Linked DNA regions of Mus musculus: region 2 is linked to region 1. The links are chromatin loops, found by intact Hi-C in ENCODE. Cell type or tissue: left cerebral cortex. All regions are shown on one strand. Each heading gives the region's core, and the rest is flanking DNA. Links, peaks and the distances in the headings are about the cores only. Region 1 holds the start of Zfp148 (zinc finger protein 148). Region 2 overlaps Zfp148 (zinc finger protein 148).

Region 1 (8,189 bases), core at 1,655-6,654:
AGTAAAGTTATTTTAAATGATAGACTCACTCAGGAACACACCATAGTGGTCTCTTTCTTTTCCTTCCTCTCTCTTCTCTTTCCTCCCCCCCTTCTTTCACAGGCTCTCGAACTTTCCAAAGTGGCCTTGGGCTGACTATGTGGCTGAGGGTGCCTTGAACTTGAGATCCTCCTGCCTCTTCCTGCTCAGTGCTGGGAACATGGGATGTGCTACATCTCCAACTCAGAACAGTTCCTGGAATAGTATGCTGCTGAGCGTGATGGCCTTTAATCCCAGCTCTCAGAAACCATAGGAGTGGGCTGGTGAGATGGCTCAGCGGGTAAGAGCACCTGACTGCTCTTCCAAAGGTCCGGAGTTCAAATCCCAGCAACCACATGTTGGCTCACAACCACCTGTAACAAGATCTGACGTCCTCTTCTGGAATGTCTGAAGACAAGTACAGTGTACTTACATATAATAAATAAATTAAAAAAAAACCACATATGTGACATATGTATGTGTGTGATATATTAAATGATTTATGCTTATCTAGCATTTTTAAAAAGGACTGAAAACAAAAAACCAAATAGTAACAAAGAGAAGGAGAATAGCTACCTGATATAAGGGAGGAACGTTGATTTTGGCTTGTGCCAAAGAAATTTTGGACATGGTGAGGAAGAAGACCATGGCAAGTGGTAGAGCGAGCTGCTCAGCTCATGGTGGCCAAGGAAGGGAGAAGAGGGCTGTGTCCAGGGATAAAACACACCCTTCAGGGGCTGGAGAGATGGTTCAGTGGTTAAGAGCACCGACTGCTCTTCCAAAGGTTCAGAGTTCAAATCCCAGCACCCACATGGTGGCCCACAACCATCCATAATGAGATCTGACACCCTCTTCTGGTGCATCTGAAGACAACTACAGTGTACTTAGATATATAAATCTTTAAAAAACAAACAAACAAACAAACAAACACATCCTTCAAGGGCACACAGCCTGTTTTGTTCAACCAGGGTTTGTTTCCTACTCTATTTCTCAGTGATATGATAAACTATGATGCTTTAGCAATCCCTTGCTAGGGTTAGCGCCCCCAGGATCTAATCACCTCACAAAGGCCCCACCTCTGAACACCATTGCATCGAGTACTAAGTCAGCACATGAGCTGTAGGGGAACATTCAGATACAGACAGGTGGTATGAGGGGGTTCTTTTGTGATCAGAGTGGTTGCTTGGGGGGTGGTGGTGGTGTTGTTTCAAGACAGGGCTTCTCTATGTGGCTCTGGCTGTCCTTTCCTAGAGCTTGCTTTGTAGACCAGACTCTCCTCAAACTCATGTATGTCCACTTGCCTTTACTTCCTAAATGCTGGGATTAAAGATGTGCACTACCACAAACTGGTAAGGAGTGGTTCTGTCCTCACTGTGGGGACAGACCTGTGCTCCTACATAGGATGGAGGTAAACTCTAAACACACATGAGGATGCACATGCCGGGTGTGGTGGCACATGCCCTTAATCCCAGCACTCGGGAGGCAGAGGCAGGCTGATTTCTGAGTTCGAGGCCAGCCTGGTCTACAAAGTGAGTTCCAGGACAGCCAGGGCCACATAGAGAAACCCTGTCTTGAAAAACCAAAAACCAAACCAAACCAAACCAAACCCCTGGAGGATGCACATGGGTTCAAAGGTCACAGATACTGCCCGGTTTTGTGGGCACTACGTAACAGGCTCCTGCCAATCTGCTGCTGTTGATGGCTCTCCATAGTTTTATATCACACCATTGGGAGAAGCTGGGTGAAGAGATAAAGGAGTTGTTTTGCCCTGTATTTGTAACTTCGTATAAGTGTACAGTCATTTTAAAAATTTATCATTAGGGGTGCCCCTGTGGATGTTAAGAGGACAACTTTGGGGCTGGAGAGATGGCTCAGTGGTTAAGAGAACCTACTGCTCTTCCGAAGGTCCTGAGTTCAAATCCCAGCAACCACATGGTGGCTCACAACCATCTGTAATGAAATCTGATGCCCTCTTCTGGTGCATCTGAAGACAGCTACAGTGAACTTAGACATAATAATAAATAAATCTTTAAAAAAAAAAAAGAGAACAACTTTGTGGAATTGATTCTCTCCATCTACTTTTAGTGTGAGTTGAGCTCAGGTTGCTATCTTGTGAAGCAAGTGCGGTCACCTGCTGAACCCCCTTGCTGATCCTTCATTTGTTTTAAAGAGTTATTTTTATTCATGGTGTGTGCTTGTGCATATTATCTGCCATGTGTGTGCAGGTGCTCTGGAAACTTGGGCCCTCTGAAAGAGCAGCAAGTGCTTTGAAATGCTGAGCCATCTCAGACAGGGTTTCTCTGTGAAGCCCTGGCTGTCCTGGAACTTGCTCTGTAGACCAGGCTGGACTCTAACTCAAGTGATACCCCTGCCTCTGCCTCCTGAGTGCTGGGATTAACGTCACTACCTTATGGCTGTCTCTCATTGTTTTAAAGTGGGTGAGTGGAAGAAATTTAAGATGGAAAGGAAGCAAGCTGCGTGGCCAAGACTGGTATTGGAAGGTAAGCAGCAGCAGTCTGGATAAAAAAAATGGACCAGCAAGAATTTCAAGAGCCTTCAATCACTCTTACTTTGAAGGCATGGTCAGTAGTCTTCTCCACTCTGCCCATTTTAGATGGTTGTTTCTTCCTTGTCTTAATTCTCTTCAGAAACAAAGAGATGTATTCCTAGTGGCAACCCTATTCATCTTAGTCCACTGGGTGTGACCCTAGGCTTTTAGCTCTTTCTAGTTATTAGCTTTACCACAGCTTAAACCTAAAAGTTAGCTTCTTGGCTGCCAGAGGGTTTTTTTTTTCTTCTCTTCCCTTTTTAAAAATACATCTGAATTTGATGTCACTGCAGTTGCTAGAAGTTGCCAGAAGGCTGTCCTCCAGCTAACTGTCCCTTGCTCTAGCTTGTATCACGGTTTTGTTACAATTAGCATTCAGAATATGCACTGTCATCTTATTAAAATTTATATTTTTTTAGTGGAGAAGGTTCAAGTAGAGTTTATTGTGAGGCTGTGGGCTCATCCCTGCTTTTCTTAGTTAACTGTGTTTGAATTCAGCTGAACTTCTGAGCCTCAGCTACTTCAAAAGGCGTCGCGGTTTACTAAGGTTAACGCCTGAGGGAATATTAACCTTGCAGACAGTAATCTAATTCAGTGTCATCACAAGTGCATAATGCGGGAGTTTGGAGTTTGGCCAAAAAGCCTATTCAAATGAACATTCAAGGGGTGGGGAGGTGGGTGTGGACAAGGAGAGAATTCCAGAAATGGTTATGTAGATATTTTAATGTCCTTTCCCTCTCACCTCAAAGGTTATGTTTAAGTATTGCAGAGAGGTGCTAAAATAAAGCCTTGAGATTGTGAAACAGAAATCCTAACGAAGGTGCTCCATCTCTCAGGAAGTTCCCAATAACCCGATCGACATTCACTGGGCACATTAAGTTAGCTGACCTTGTACTACTGTGTGGGCACAAAGGTCATTAACTGTAAGCCCTCCCTTTGTATAGGCAACTAAAGGGCCTTGGTGTTAAATGAGGGCGCTCCTAAGAAACCAGGATTTAGTGAAGGTCGTCGAAGGGCTGCCAAAAGATGGCTCAACTAAGCAATCTTAGGTATGCAGAGATTATAACCAAGTCTTTGCTGACATGCAGACCGTGGTTTGGGCCAACGAAGTCCTGACTGGGATCTCTTGCTTTTTCTCGGTGCCCACATCCTGCATCGCGGTTTGCAGACTCCAACCAGGTTTTCTAGTTTCAAGGGTGCAGGGTAGCATCTTCCGGAAAAAGAGGAGAGGCTAGGTAAGAGAATAAAAGAAAGATCCAAGAAATCCTGGCTAAACCCTTCATCGACGTTCCCGCCCCTTCCACTTCCCAGGGCCTGGGCCGCTATTTAATCCCCATTTTTCACTTCTCGGGGTGCCAGGCACGCACCCAGCCTCAAGGGGAGGACGTCCCTCTCAGTGGCTTTCCCAGCTCCCATCAATTTCAAAGCGTTTTCCTCTCAGGCCCATCAGGGGGACCCCCAGAGCGGGGCCCAGCTTTCCCGGCCACGCCGCGCTGCTGACACGCAGGCGCCAGAATCAAAGCCACGCTTGGTCTCGCAGCCAGGTCTCCGCGCCAAGCGAGGGCCGGCGGCCCGGAGCGCTTCCTGTGTGCGATGCTTCCCATAATGCACCGCGCCGGCAGCGGCGGCGACCGCGGCGACGCTCTAGCCGCGCCATGTCTGCCTCTCGACTGCTCTGGGAGGAGGAAGAGAAGGAGGAAGAGGAGGAGGAGGAGGAGGGGGAGGAAGAGGAGAAAGGCGCAGGGGTGGGAGCTGTCGCCGGAGCTGCCACAGCAAAAGTTCTCTCCCCTCCCCCTCGCCCTCCTCGTCGGGCCCGTGGGAAGGTCGGAGCCGCCGCCGCCTGCAGTCAGTGACCGCGCGCCTCGGCGCCAGCCCCGCGGTAAACGCTCGGCCTGGCAGGCCTGGGCCCGGGAGGGCGGGGGAGGGGAGGGGGCGGCGCGCGGTCGGGGGGGGGGGAGCGCGGCGACGACGGTGTGACCCGCAGGAGCGGCGGGCCGGCCGGCCGGGGGGCGGCCCGGGAGGCGGCGGGCGCAGGCCGCGGGGAGCGCGGGGCTGGGGACGCGAGGATGGTGGGTCGGGGCTTGGAGAACGGAGAATGACGGGGGCGGCGGAGGCGAGAGAGCGGGCGGCCTCCGAGGCCTGCGGCCGGTGTCGGGTAGGAAGGTGGGATGCACGCGGGGAGGCCTCGGGGTGCCAGGCTGTGGGCGACGAGGCCGGCCAGACCCTGGGGTTCTCCGCCGTCTTGGTGCAGTGCTTTCTGCACCGCAGGCCTCGGTCGCCGCTGCTGCCTCGGTGTGCTCGTTGGCTGCAGGGAAGGGCAGGGGCTGGTGAAAAGGGGATTGCTTGCAGGAAGCCGAGTAGGAGTGCGAAAGGGGAGAAAGGGGCCGGAGGGGAAGATGCCGGATAGGTGGAGGAATGCCGGGGGTGGCTGTGGAGCAGTCTTGAGGATTCTGAGGGTGTTCATTGTGCAGATACGTTAGGTGTTTCATTATGGAAAGAACCGAAGCGTTTCCAAGGCAAGGGGAAGAAGGCTAGAGTAGTTTCTACGGATAGAAGGAAGAGCGTTTGAAGCCAGAGGAGTGCTAAATATTGGAAAAGAAGCAGAGAATGCATAATAGAATAGACAGATGTAGCATAATTATCAAATGCTGGCCCAAGGTCTAAAGAGTTATTCCAGATGGGCCAGAGTGGCCTAGTTCGGAACCTGTTTGGGCTCTTCAGTAGATGACATCCGGTAAGTGTGGGTCCCCGCTTGGTTGGGGGTCATTGAGAATTTAGTCACTTAGCCTGTAGATTGGTTTGAGACATTTTAGTGCCGCACTAGTGAACTGAAAAATCTTTGAAAGAGACCTTGAGAAACCGCCTGGCTTCTGGGCATTCTTGAGGCCACGGAGTTGAGAATTTTAGCAGATTTGGAGTATTGTCTGTTACCGGAGGGTGGATGAACACCGTCCTGGAAGACGGTGGAATAGGAATTAACGTGGCCTGGCGGTGTTCTTCTTCACTGCCTAGCTTATATGGTACCACCAGAAGAGCTGGTGCCGTATTTCAGCCTAGGTTGCAGGACATAGATTGTAATTGTCCGGGTCAAGAGTTGGTGCATTCTAGTCTGGTCTTTGAAGGCTCCATTTGTCTAGTTCTATACTTCGGGTTGGCGGGAGATCCTTTTCCATTCACAGTTCCGGGTGTACTCTTTCACGGAGGCATGATGTTATTAAAGAAAATAACATCTGCAAGCAAAATGTAGGCAGAGCATCTAGAATATCTGTTATCTTAGCTTATAAGGAGGTCAGGAGTGGTTGTAATGCCTAAGGAAATCTGAAGTGACAGGATGAGTCGAGGTCTCATGAGGAGGGACAGTCCCTATGTTAGGAAACCAAGTTCTGCACTCCCTGAATGCACAGTAGACCACATTTTTCAAGAAGGAACACTGGGTGAGAACAGAGTCTTGTCCTTTTTGTTTTGTTTTGCTTTTTTTTTTTGAGACAGGGTTTCTCTGTAGTTCTGGCTGTTCTGGAACTTGCTGTTGTATACCAGGCTGGCCCGGAACTCAGAAATCCACCTTCCTGTGCCTCCTTAAAGGCACAGCCCGGCTAGAACAATGTGTTAAATTCTATTTGGATAGTGGTCACCTTTTGTTATTAAGAGAAATTACATAATGTGTTGTGGTATCATTTCAACTGAAGGGAAGACGAGTATGTTAAATGTGACAGATCTTTTTCATGGCAGTTGAAGGAAAAGAGAATAATGGGGAGGATGGGGTAACATTCGGGAGAGGGGAAGGAAACTCAGGTATATTCATTCCTTTTTCTTTCATTATAATTTTTCTTATAGAAATAACTGGATTTTTTTATTTTTAAAAAAACTTGGAAATTTTCCGGTTAGTGCATTTAGATTTGCTCACTTTTAAAAAGATTTTTTTTTTTTTTTTTTTGGTTTTTCAAGACAGGGTTTCTCTGTATAGCCCTGGCTGTCCTGGAACTCACTTTGTAGACCAGGCTGGCCTCGAACTTAGAAATCCACCTGCCTCTGCCTCCCAAGTGCTGGGAGCAAAGGTGTGCGCCACCACGCCCAGCTAAGATCTTATTTTTATTTATGCATATGTATTTGTCTATGTGAACATATGCCATGGATGTGAGGGTAACCAAGGAGGTTAGAAGAGAATGTTGGATCCTCGGGAGCTGGGATGACAAGCATTTTTGAACTGACTGATGTGGGTGCTGGAAACTGAACTTGGGTCCTTTGGAAGAGCAGGACGCACTCTTATTAGCTGCTTCTTTGGCCATTTTAAAAAAGGGCTTACTTGACATGATGCACCCATTTTTACTGTCATGGTGTTCGTGGCTCAGTTTCCCTCTGCTGCACTGGTATTGTGTATTGTCATTTCTTTTACTACTGAGTGCCAAATACAGTATGTTGTGTTTCTTATGCAAATAATATGAATATATGTAATTTTAAAAAACTGTCCTGAAGGGACTAACAATGAAAAGCAATGAAACAGGGGTTCATTGCAGTTTTGCTTTCATAGACTGCTGCCTGCTGTGCCCTGCAAGCCCCCCCCCCCCCTTTCTGAGACAGGGTCTCACTGTGTAGCTCTGTCTGAGGAGGGACTGGCTTTGTAGGCCAGGCTGGCCTCAAACTCAACAGAGATCCGCTTGCCTCTGCCTCCCAGGTGCTGGGATCACGGGCCCACATCACCGTGTCCAGTGAGCTTTTGTGTTGGTGTTCTGAGACAGGTTTCTGTCACCCAGGCTGGCCCCTTAAGTATGTAGGAAAGATGACCCTGACTGTCTGAACCTTTGCCTCTTTGATTTCTGGCATTACAGGTGTGAATTCCACAACTAGTTTCTGCAGTGCTGGGAACTGAACTGGGGACCAAGTTTTTTTTTTTTTTTTTTTTTTAATGTTTAATTATCTTATGTATATAAGTACACTGTAGCTGTCTTCAGACACAGCAGAAGAGGGCGTCAGATCTCATTACAGATGGTTGTGAGCCACCATGTGGTTGCTAGGAATTATACTCAGGACCTCTGGAAGAGCACTCAGTGCTCTTAACCACTGAGCCATCTCTCCAGCCCTCTCCTTTTTTTTTTTTTTTTTTTTTTTTTTTTTTTTTTTTTTTTTTTTTTAAAACAGGGTTTTTCTGTGTAGCCCTGGCTGTCCTGGAACTCATTATGTAGATCAGGCCAGCCTGGAATGAGTGCTGGACTGAAAGGCCTCGTTGAACCCAAGACTTTTTTGCATGTTGGGTAAGCACTACAACTGAGCTACAACTCCAGCCCTTTTTTCTTAACCATATTCTTACCTTCCACCTTAAGAGAATGAACACATAGCAGGAGGTGGAGTGCACCTTTAAGCCTAGCATTTGGGAGGCAGAGGCAGGCAGACCTCTGTGAGTTGGAGGCCAGCCTGGTTTGCTGAGTTAGTTTCAGGACAGTCAAGGCTAAACCAGGGCTCAGTTACAGAGAGAAACCTTGTTTTATGAAAAAAACAAAAAAAACAAAAAAAACCGTAAAATCACACTTCATATAAAATAATGGGTTACTGCATGGCATTTTCATATGTGTATATAATCACTTTGATCACATTGATCTCTCTGCTGCCTTATCTTATACTCTCCCCC
Region 2 (8,189 bases), core at 1,251-6,250, 77 kb after region 1:
AGAGCTGTTGCCTGTAGAACTTACTTATGAGTCAGCTTTAACTGTGTATTAAAGAGTTCCCGTGTTTTCTGTTTTGGGATTTTTTGGAGACATGATCTCTGTTCAGTCCTGGCTGCTCTAGAACTCACAGAGATCCTCCTGCCTCTGCTCCTCCAAAACTGGGATATAGTTGCATGTGTGTGTGTGTTTTACCCCCATTATAAACAACATCAAAGTGTCAGAATTGCATTTTGGAGCCTCTGTGAAATTGAGCAATTCCACAGCTGCCTTATCTCTCTTTGCTGTGTGCCCAGCCTCAGTCTGATACAGTTATTAGTCAAGCAGTCCTGTGCTTGTTGTCACCTGTCTTCCAGCCGCATCTCTGAGATGCTATGAATCTTTGTACCATAATTTTTGTAGTGTTTTGAAAATGTAGTCACACTAACTGTTGTTTGGGGCACAAGCCTTAGCTTCAGTGTCCCTAACAAATGAGACCCAGTTTCCGCTCACAGTACCACCTGACAGCAGTAGTGGGGAGCACAGAAAGGGAAGCTGGGCTGAGAAGAGGACTCGAGTCCACGGGTAGGGTCCTGACGTGAGATTTAGGTTTAAACACAGAGCAAGAGTGTAACTTCCGTAGCTAGCAATCCTGGTCAGAGCACACCCCCTTGACAGGCATTTGACTGTCTTTGTCTGGGCTTTAGTCTGTCCTGAGGTGGCCTGTTAATTTGTTGAAATCTGTGTGAAATCCCTTCCCAGGAGACAGTTCCTTCCTTGGCTGGCACTTTGGGCTTTGGCCATCCCCTCCCTAGGGAAACAGCAATTCCTTGAGGCCCAGTGTTTGACTGGCCTGGTAGGCAGTTAGAGGCACTTTGTTCTTGTCAGGGCACTTAAATCTTTAGCACTCTGTGTTTACTTAGATGGTTTTCAGGGGGCTCTGGTGTTATTTTTAACAAAATTACAGAATTTTTTGTATTCATTTAATGATAAGTTTAAAAGGTTGCACTGAGGAGGTTGACTGATGACCCCCAGTCCGATGAGAATTAACTGTATCATCAGTGTCCTTAGAACCTCGGTGTTTTAAAGATAGGCAGCTCTGGAACCCAGATTTGAAGATGGGATAACAGTGTTGTTGACATTGAATGCATCCTGGACTCTGTTTCTCTAATTATTGTATAGTAAGCATTATGTCTTAAGTAAAGCCTTATACAACTTTATAATTATACCTTTGGTAGTGATTTGTTGAAAAGGCTAGGAAATGTGAAAAAAAAAAGAAAACTATATTGAACATAAATGAAAAATATATTGTTTCTATTATTTGATTGAATTTTCTCTTGATATGATCAGTTTTTAGAATTTTGTGGTTTTCTTGATCTTAAAAAAAAAAAAAGGACATCAAAATGTCTAAATATAGTTCCCAATACTGTATTGAGCTTTGCTGGAACCTAGCCTTTCTTGTGCCTTAGTATTAGACCCTTAATTGCTTGTGGCAAGGGAACCGATGCTGCTTACCTCACTGCTCGCTCTTAGGTCTTACCCCTTTCCAAGACACCACTAATCATTTTTTTCTCTACTTCAACAAAGTTTCTCAGTTTCATATACTCCGTTTTTGTTTTTCCACCTCCTATTGATTATTTTTAGCATTTTGTGTACGTGGTGTATGTGTTCAGTCACTCTGAAAACATTATGGAGGTTCAGCAAAGAGAAGAGTACACTTTTGAGGTGGGTGGTTACAAAAGACTTTGTCCCGCACACAGGTCCAGTAAGCTGAGCCTTGCTTTTAGAGAGGTTTAGGTTTACAGGAATTGGGGTGTTTGCAGGGTGGGGCAGCAGCAAGAGGTAATTAGCAGCCCTGAGTGAGCAGTCCTGTCACATGGGTGGTGGACGTTGTCTTAGCTCTGGTAGATCTTGCAGAAGTCTCTTGCTTACCAGGATGGGTGTTTATCAGAATAGGGTTGCTTCTGCTCCAGGGAACTCTGCCTTGTGAGGATATGCTGTTCTGGGTATCCAAGGTGACGCCAGAGGAAAGGCCAAGGACAATGATTTATCTATGCCATCAACCATTCAGGAGATGAGATAGATTATACAGACACTCCTGGAGAGGGAAGAAGGCAACCCAAGGTAAAGGAGACAGACATAACCAAAGTAGCAAAGCCGGGCTTTTATCCTAAATTTAGTCACCTTGAAGCCCAAGGGAACAGTCAGCTCGTTTGTTTGTTTGTTTGTTTGTTTGTTTGTTTGTTTTTTAAACAAAAGCAGTTTCTAAGTGCCTGTTACAATTCTCCCCTGTATATGAATATTCTCAACCTTGAGAAAACTAGAGGATCAGCTAATCTAGCCTTATAGATTTCCTGGCTAGTGATGAAATAGTATATGTGAAAGGGGCAGGATCTAAGGTCAGAGGCATATAAAACAGAGCAGGATGTTTATACCTAAAAGTAGAAGTGCCCCTATAGAGCAGAGTCAAAGAACATGGAGGAAATTCTCTTGGGAGTCGCAATTGTCACAAGCATCATGTGTGTGAAATCTAGTGAAAGGAAATTAGTGTCAGGTAACCATGTGTAAGATTCATTTCCTCCTAACTTCCTGGCTATAGTTACTCTTGGAAGGGCATACACAAGTGTCTTGGTTTTTGTTACTGATTTTAAGACAAGGTTTTTGTATGCAGTCTGGATTGGCTTCAACCTCATGATCCCCTCCCCCACCTTCTGCCTCCCCGTGTTGGAGATACAGGGAAATGTTACCATATCATTTCAATTCTGACAACTACCCCATCCCGCATACACACCGTTTGTCTCTGAACAGTTCTCTCGCATCTGGCTCACTGTCCTGTGCTTTGATTTGATTCATCCCTCATCACCACAATGGAATTTATCCTGGTTGGTTTGATCTGGTTTCCATGTGTAGGGAGAAAGAACAGATGCCAAGGACTTAACTACTAGTCAAAGCTTTTTGGCTAATTTCAAACAATTAAAGAAGTATAGAATGAATATACAGAACTTTCTTGGAGTCCATCCTCAGGCTTAATTCTCTCTGTCCTATGGGCAATGTCCTAGCATCCCAAAAAATACTCTCAGGTTATCTTGTTAGTTGTACTTCTGCAGAATACACATTGGACTTTATGCATTTCTAAAATCAGCTTTGTTTTTTTTAAACAGATAAGTGTAAAGCAGGAAATTACTTTTACTGATGTATCTGAGCAACTGATGAGAGACAAAAAACAAGTCAGAGAGCCAGTAGACTTACAGAAAAAGAAGAAGCGGAAACAACGCTCTCCTGCAAAAGTAAGAGACTGTGCTAAGGTGTGGTCGCTAACCTTTCATTTTAACTGTTGGGTTATCCTGTGGGCAGAACCTCTTTCAACCTTAATCCAGATCTAGAGGTCTTAATGTGGATCAGTAGTTGGTGTGCTGTGCCCACTTCTGTAGGAGGAAGTAGAGAAGAGAGATGCATACCTGTGTGGATGTGGTGGGCCATAGCTTACAATCTCTCTCTCTTCCCCACCCCTCCCTCCCTCTCTCTCTCCTCCCTCCCCTACCTCATCTGTATTACCCCTTCCTTTTTTTCCCTAAAAATGAATTTTCGTCTTTCCATGTCTCCCTTATACTTATAAACTAACAAGATAATGTATGATCCTTGCTTATTGTTCATATTTTAATACAAGTGTTGATGTTTCATGAAAGTTTACGGTGCTCATCAGAGACACCTTTAATAGACTGTACGCTCCCTGAGGGCAGAGGCCTCATCTTACCACAGCTGTATCAAGAACCTGAAGTGGGAGGCTGAATGGACACATGATTGGTGCTGTTTGAGACTGTCCTCTTTTGTGTTTTCCCTTGCAGTGGCAGTGTCCTGCTGTTGTGTAGTATGAAGCAGTGGGAATTCATCTTCATAGTTATTTCCCCCATGTTTTACCTTGTGTAGTAAAGACGCCATCCTTTCCCTCATCCTTTATTAGCAAGGTCCCAGCCGAAACTCGTCTTGAACTTGAGGTGTAGCCAAGGATGACTGTGCTTTTGATTCTCCAGCCTCTGTGTCTTAAGTGCTAGGATTGCACAGGAGTGTGCCACCGTGCATAGTTTATACAGGCCTGGAGACTGAATAAAGGGTTTTATGCATGCTAGACGAGTGCTTTGCATTCTGAGCCACGTCTTCAGTTCCCCCTTTAAGTATATTATATATGCCTCCCTCCCTCTTTGTGACAAGTTCTTGCTATGATCTAGGTTAGGCTGACCTTGAACTTGAAGCCTTTCTACCTCCATCTCCTGATTGCTAGGATTATAGGCATGCACTACCTTGCTAATTAAGTAACAGGATCTTTTTGGAGGCTACTTAATTGTAGTTTTTATTTAAAATCATAATCATTATCTATCTTGTACACTTGATAGTGTGGCAAGAGCAGCTAGTAGTACTGGCTTGCAAGAGCAGACTGCTAACATTTCAGCAGACTAGGAAATCCTCCTGTTCCTCTCGTTCCCCATTGTTAGACACCCCTTGCTACTGTCTAAGGGATACAGAACATATGCCTACGGGATTCTATTATATAAAATAAGTGAGTTATATTTTTGATTCTCTGCCATATATATATTCCCTTTCTGTCTACAAAATTTAGTAGATTTGTATAAATGTAATTTCCTGATTTTTCAACTTGTAAAGTGTACTTAACCCATTTTTGTACTTAAAGTTAATAATAGTTTTGTTTTTATAGTGCTAGAGATCACACACACACACACACACACACACACACACACATACACACACTCACACATGCACATACACACAAGCCCTTACTCATTCTAGACAAGCATTATATCATTGAGCCATATCCTCAACTCTAAAAAGTGTTTAAGCATTTTTATTAACCGTGTAATAAATTACCTTGGCAAGATCATGTTATAATTAATGATCGTTTTGCTGAACATTGCTGTGTTGTTGTATTCTTTTCATTTCCTTTGTAAGGCGATGCTATATGTGTATCGGTGCTGTCTGTTTCTGGAATCAGGGGTGTACTCTTGATTTCCAGAGCTGTCGTGCAGGTTATGTTTTTGACTGAGTGCCTGTGACTGGGCTGCTGCACTCCTAAGAAAGAGCCCAGAGGGTCATGCAGGCCTTCTGGAGCCACCACAAGAGCCACACTGGAGCTGGAATGCACGTGGGGGCATACTAAATTCATCTTTCTCATTTGTTTCACATTTTGTGTTTCACATTTTATGGAATATACCTGCCCCCCCCTCCACACACATACATTTTTTTTTAATTTTACTGTTTTTCTCAATGACTAATATGATGTTTTTATTGTTATTACCCTTTACATTAACATTTGTCAGAGTCACTTCAGGGTTTATGAAAAATTAACTTCCAAAATTGTAGTGATGGTTGATTGTGCTACTTTGTGCTCCCTGCTTACATATGAGAAATCTGTTTTAAGATTTTAGGTTTTATTTACTTATTTATTTTTATTGTATATATATTTTGTCTATGTGTATATACCATGTTCATGCCTAGTGTCTGTCTCCACCAGAAGACACTTTAGATCCCTTGGAACAGGAGTGACAGGTGGCTGTGACCACTCACAACTGAACCCAGGTGCTCAGGAAGAGCAGCAAATGTTCCTAGCCTGAGCCAGCTCTGCAGACTCTGCTCAAAACATGTGCTGCTATTATTTCGCTAGATATTTTATTGCCCTGTTTTACTGGTGCTATTCTGTAAGTTATTATTTTTTTTAAGGTTGATTTATTTTGTGTATGTATGTGAATCAAGTGCAAGCCTGGTGTCTGAGGAAGTCAGAAGAGGGCACTGGCTCACCTGAAACTGTGAGCCAGCCTGTGGTGCTGAGAACCAGACTCAGGTCCTTGAGTGCTGAGCCATCTTTTCAGCACCTGTTTTTACTATTTTTAAATTATGTGTTTGTTTGCATATGAATGCTGGTGCTCTTGGAGGACATTAAAGGGCATTGGATTCCCTGCTTCTAGAGTTCCAGCTGGTGGTCAGCTGCCTGACATGGGTACTGGGAATCAGACCCAGGCCCTCTGCAAGAACAGTGCATGCTTCTAACCACTTAACTCACCAGCCTGCCTCTGAAATTCTCACTGAAGTCTAGATGATTAGTGTCCTGTAGAAGATGACTGGAGTCTTGTCTAAGTCAGTTTTTTGAGGATGTCTAATTTAAAAGCATCGCTACGGTAATTTGTCCCAATTATTGTAGTGGCCGAATGAGAGGAGTTCCAGGCCGAATGAATGGAAGGACTGTTTCTTAGAACAATAAAGTACAGAGCAGACACAAATGAAAATAACAAAAATAGTTACTTTAAAAATTGTTAAAATTGTTCCCAGCAGGGTATGGTGGTGTATTCCTCTAATCTCAGCACTTGGGAGGCAGAAACAAGTAGATCTCTTGTTTGTCAAAGCCAACCTGATGTACAGAGTGAATTCCAGAACAACCAGAGTTATACAGTGGACTTTTTGTTGTTGTTGTTTTGTTTTTAAGATTTATTTTATTTACATGAATATACTTAGCTTTCTTCAGATACACCAGAAGAGGACATCAGATCCCATTACAGATGGCTGTGAGCCACCATGTGGTTGCTGGGAATCGAACTCAGGACCTCTGGAAGAGCAGTTAATGCTCTTAACACTCTATCCCTGAGAGACCCAGTCTTAAAAAAAGAATAAGAAAGCCGGGCAATGGTGGCGCACGCCTTTAATCCCAGTACTTGGGAGGCAGAGGCAGGAGGATTTCTGAGTTCAAGGCCAGCCTGGTCTACAAAGTGAGCTCCAGGACAGCCAGGGCTATACAGAGAAACAGCAACAAAAACCTATACAAATTGTTCTTGCATGTTACAGAGTGGACAGAGAAAAGTGTGACTAGTTTTAACATTGATCTTAAGTTCCCCAGATGAGTGGTTTCTTATGTCTGAAATGTTAGGACTTTAGGCATAAGCTGGGTTCTGTTACACCTCCTCAGATATGTGTTAGTGCCATATTCAGATATTTCATTGAAGTAACTTATTCTGCCATTTTCATCGAAGATAAGTTTATCTGGATTTATAGTTTATAAACCAATGTGTTGATTGAGGGTTTTCTTTTTCAGTTTTAAGTTTCTCAGAATTCTAGGTGTAATATATGTTATGACAGTGTATAAGACTTTGGGGAAAGTTGTCAGAGAGTGGAAGGTTTAGGAATAATACGTAGTAGATGGGTGTGAGAACTAGAATTCAATATCTTTGGAAGGCTACTCTTTGCAAAGACATTTTTCAAACCTTAGTCTTTGCCCACTATCAGTGTCTTTCCTATATGCTGCTGTGTCGGATGAGATCTATATAGGAAATGCAGCTGACATACTGTGATGGAACTGTGTTGAGCACATCAGAACTCATGTCATGCTAACCAGGTCACCGTCACAGTCGGGAGGACCGCAATGTTAGCCATGGTAGTGAGGAGTACCACATTGCTCTGCCAGCATCAGCTGCTGACAGACACTTCAGAATCTTTGTCATCTTAAAGTAGGCAAGGATGCTTTGTCACTGAGTTGGGGGTATTATCTAGGTTAAGGTATTTTCTCTATTGTGAAAGAATCTACTTATGAAAATAGAGGAAAATTGTAGACGCTTGTTTCTTTCAAATGCCAAATTTCTCCTTTGGGTGAGGGAGAAAACCCTAGAGCTTCATGCATGCAAGAAAAACACTGTACTGTTAAACTCTATACCCCCAGCCCAAAGATTATTTCATTTTAATCAAAGTAGTCCACTTAGCCATAAATCACCTTTTGCTGTCTTTGTGCTGATGTTATAAACCCTTAAAAGTCATATGTCTTGTAAAACAGCCCCATGAGAGGACTGTTCTTTCCCCTCACTGTGGTGACGACAGCATAGACTTGGAAGCGTTCTCTCAACTGCTGGTGATTGCTTCACTGTCTCATTCCTTAAGGACAGGCCACTCACTCTTACATCACTGTGCCTGTGAGCTACTCAGCATCACTGTTTTGCCTCTTTAAATCTGTCTTTGTTCTGTATTACAGATAGCTAAAGTTGTTAGAAGCCTGTGATGCCTGTGTGAATGTAGTACAGTCTCGGTGTATTTATGTCAGTGGTTGTACCCCTGCCCCCATGCCCTGTGTTAGTTGTAATCACGTAGTATAAACAATTTCTAGGTTTTTCGTGCCATTTAGTACTCCACTGAGAAAGAGCAGTGTGGTTTTAGTTACTTCTATT

The links. Hi-C counts contacts between places; a loop is a spot of excess contacts. Peaks named below come from ENCODE experiments on the same cell type or tissue, not always from the same donor. Only the 100,000 strongest peaks of a DNase experiment are listed, where the experiment ranks them.
Region 2: a loop joins it to region 1, with 2.0 times the contacts of the local background. A loop is called at or near these places in 3 of 42 quality-filtered maps.

The regions. Positions count from the first base shown.
Region 1 is chr16:33,376,583-33,384,771 of GRCm38, forward strand. Zfp148 (zinc finger protein 148) reads left to right here and starts at 4,193. Exons shown (of 9, transcript NM_011749.4): 1 at 4,193-4,445. It overlaps 1700007L15Rik (RIKEN cDNA 1700007L15 gene), which reads right to left and starts at 4,154. Exons shown (of 2, transcript NR_045709.1): 1 at 3,934-4,154; 2 at 3,272-3,797. In left cerebral cortex, for the core only: CTCF peaks have their summits at 2,002 (motif pointing left), 2,888 and 4,020; DNase peaks (open chromatin) are centred at 2,488, 2,872, 3,166, 4,143 and 4 more places; H3K4me3 peaks cover 3,151 bases; H3K27ac peaks cover 3,359 bases.
Region 2 is chr16:33,453,739-33,461,927 of GRCm38, forward strand. Zfp148 (zinc finger protein 148) reads left to right here. Exons shown (of 9, transcript NM_011749.4): 5 at 3,138-3,263. Among named protein-coding and RNA genes, the nearest start is that of Slc12a8, 60 kb to the right of the region's middle. In left cerebral cortex, for the core only: no CTCF peak of the experiment used is centred there; no DNase peak of the experiment used is centred there.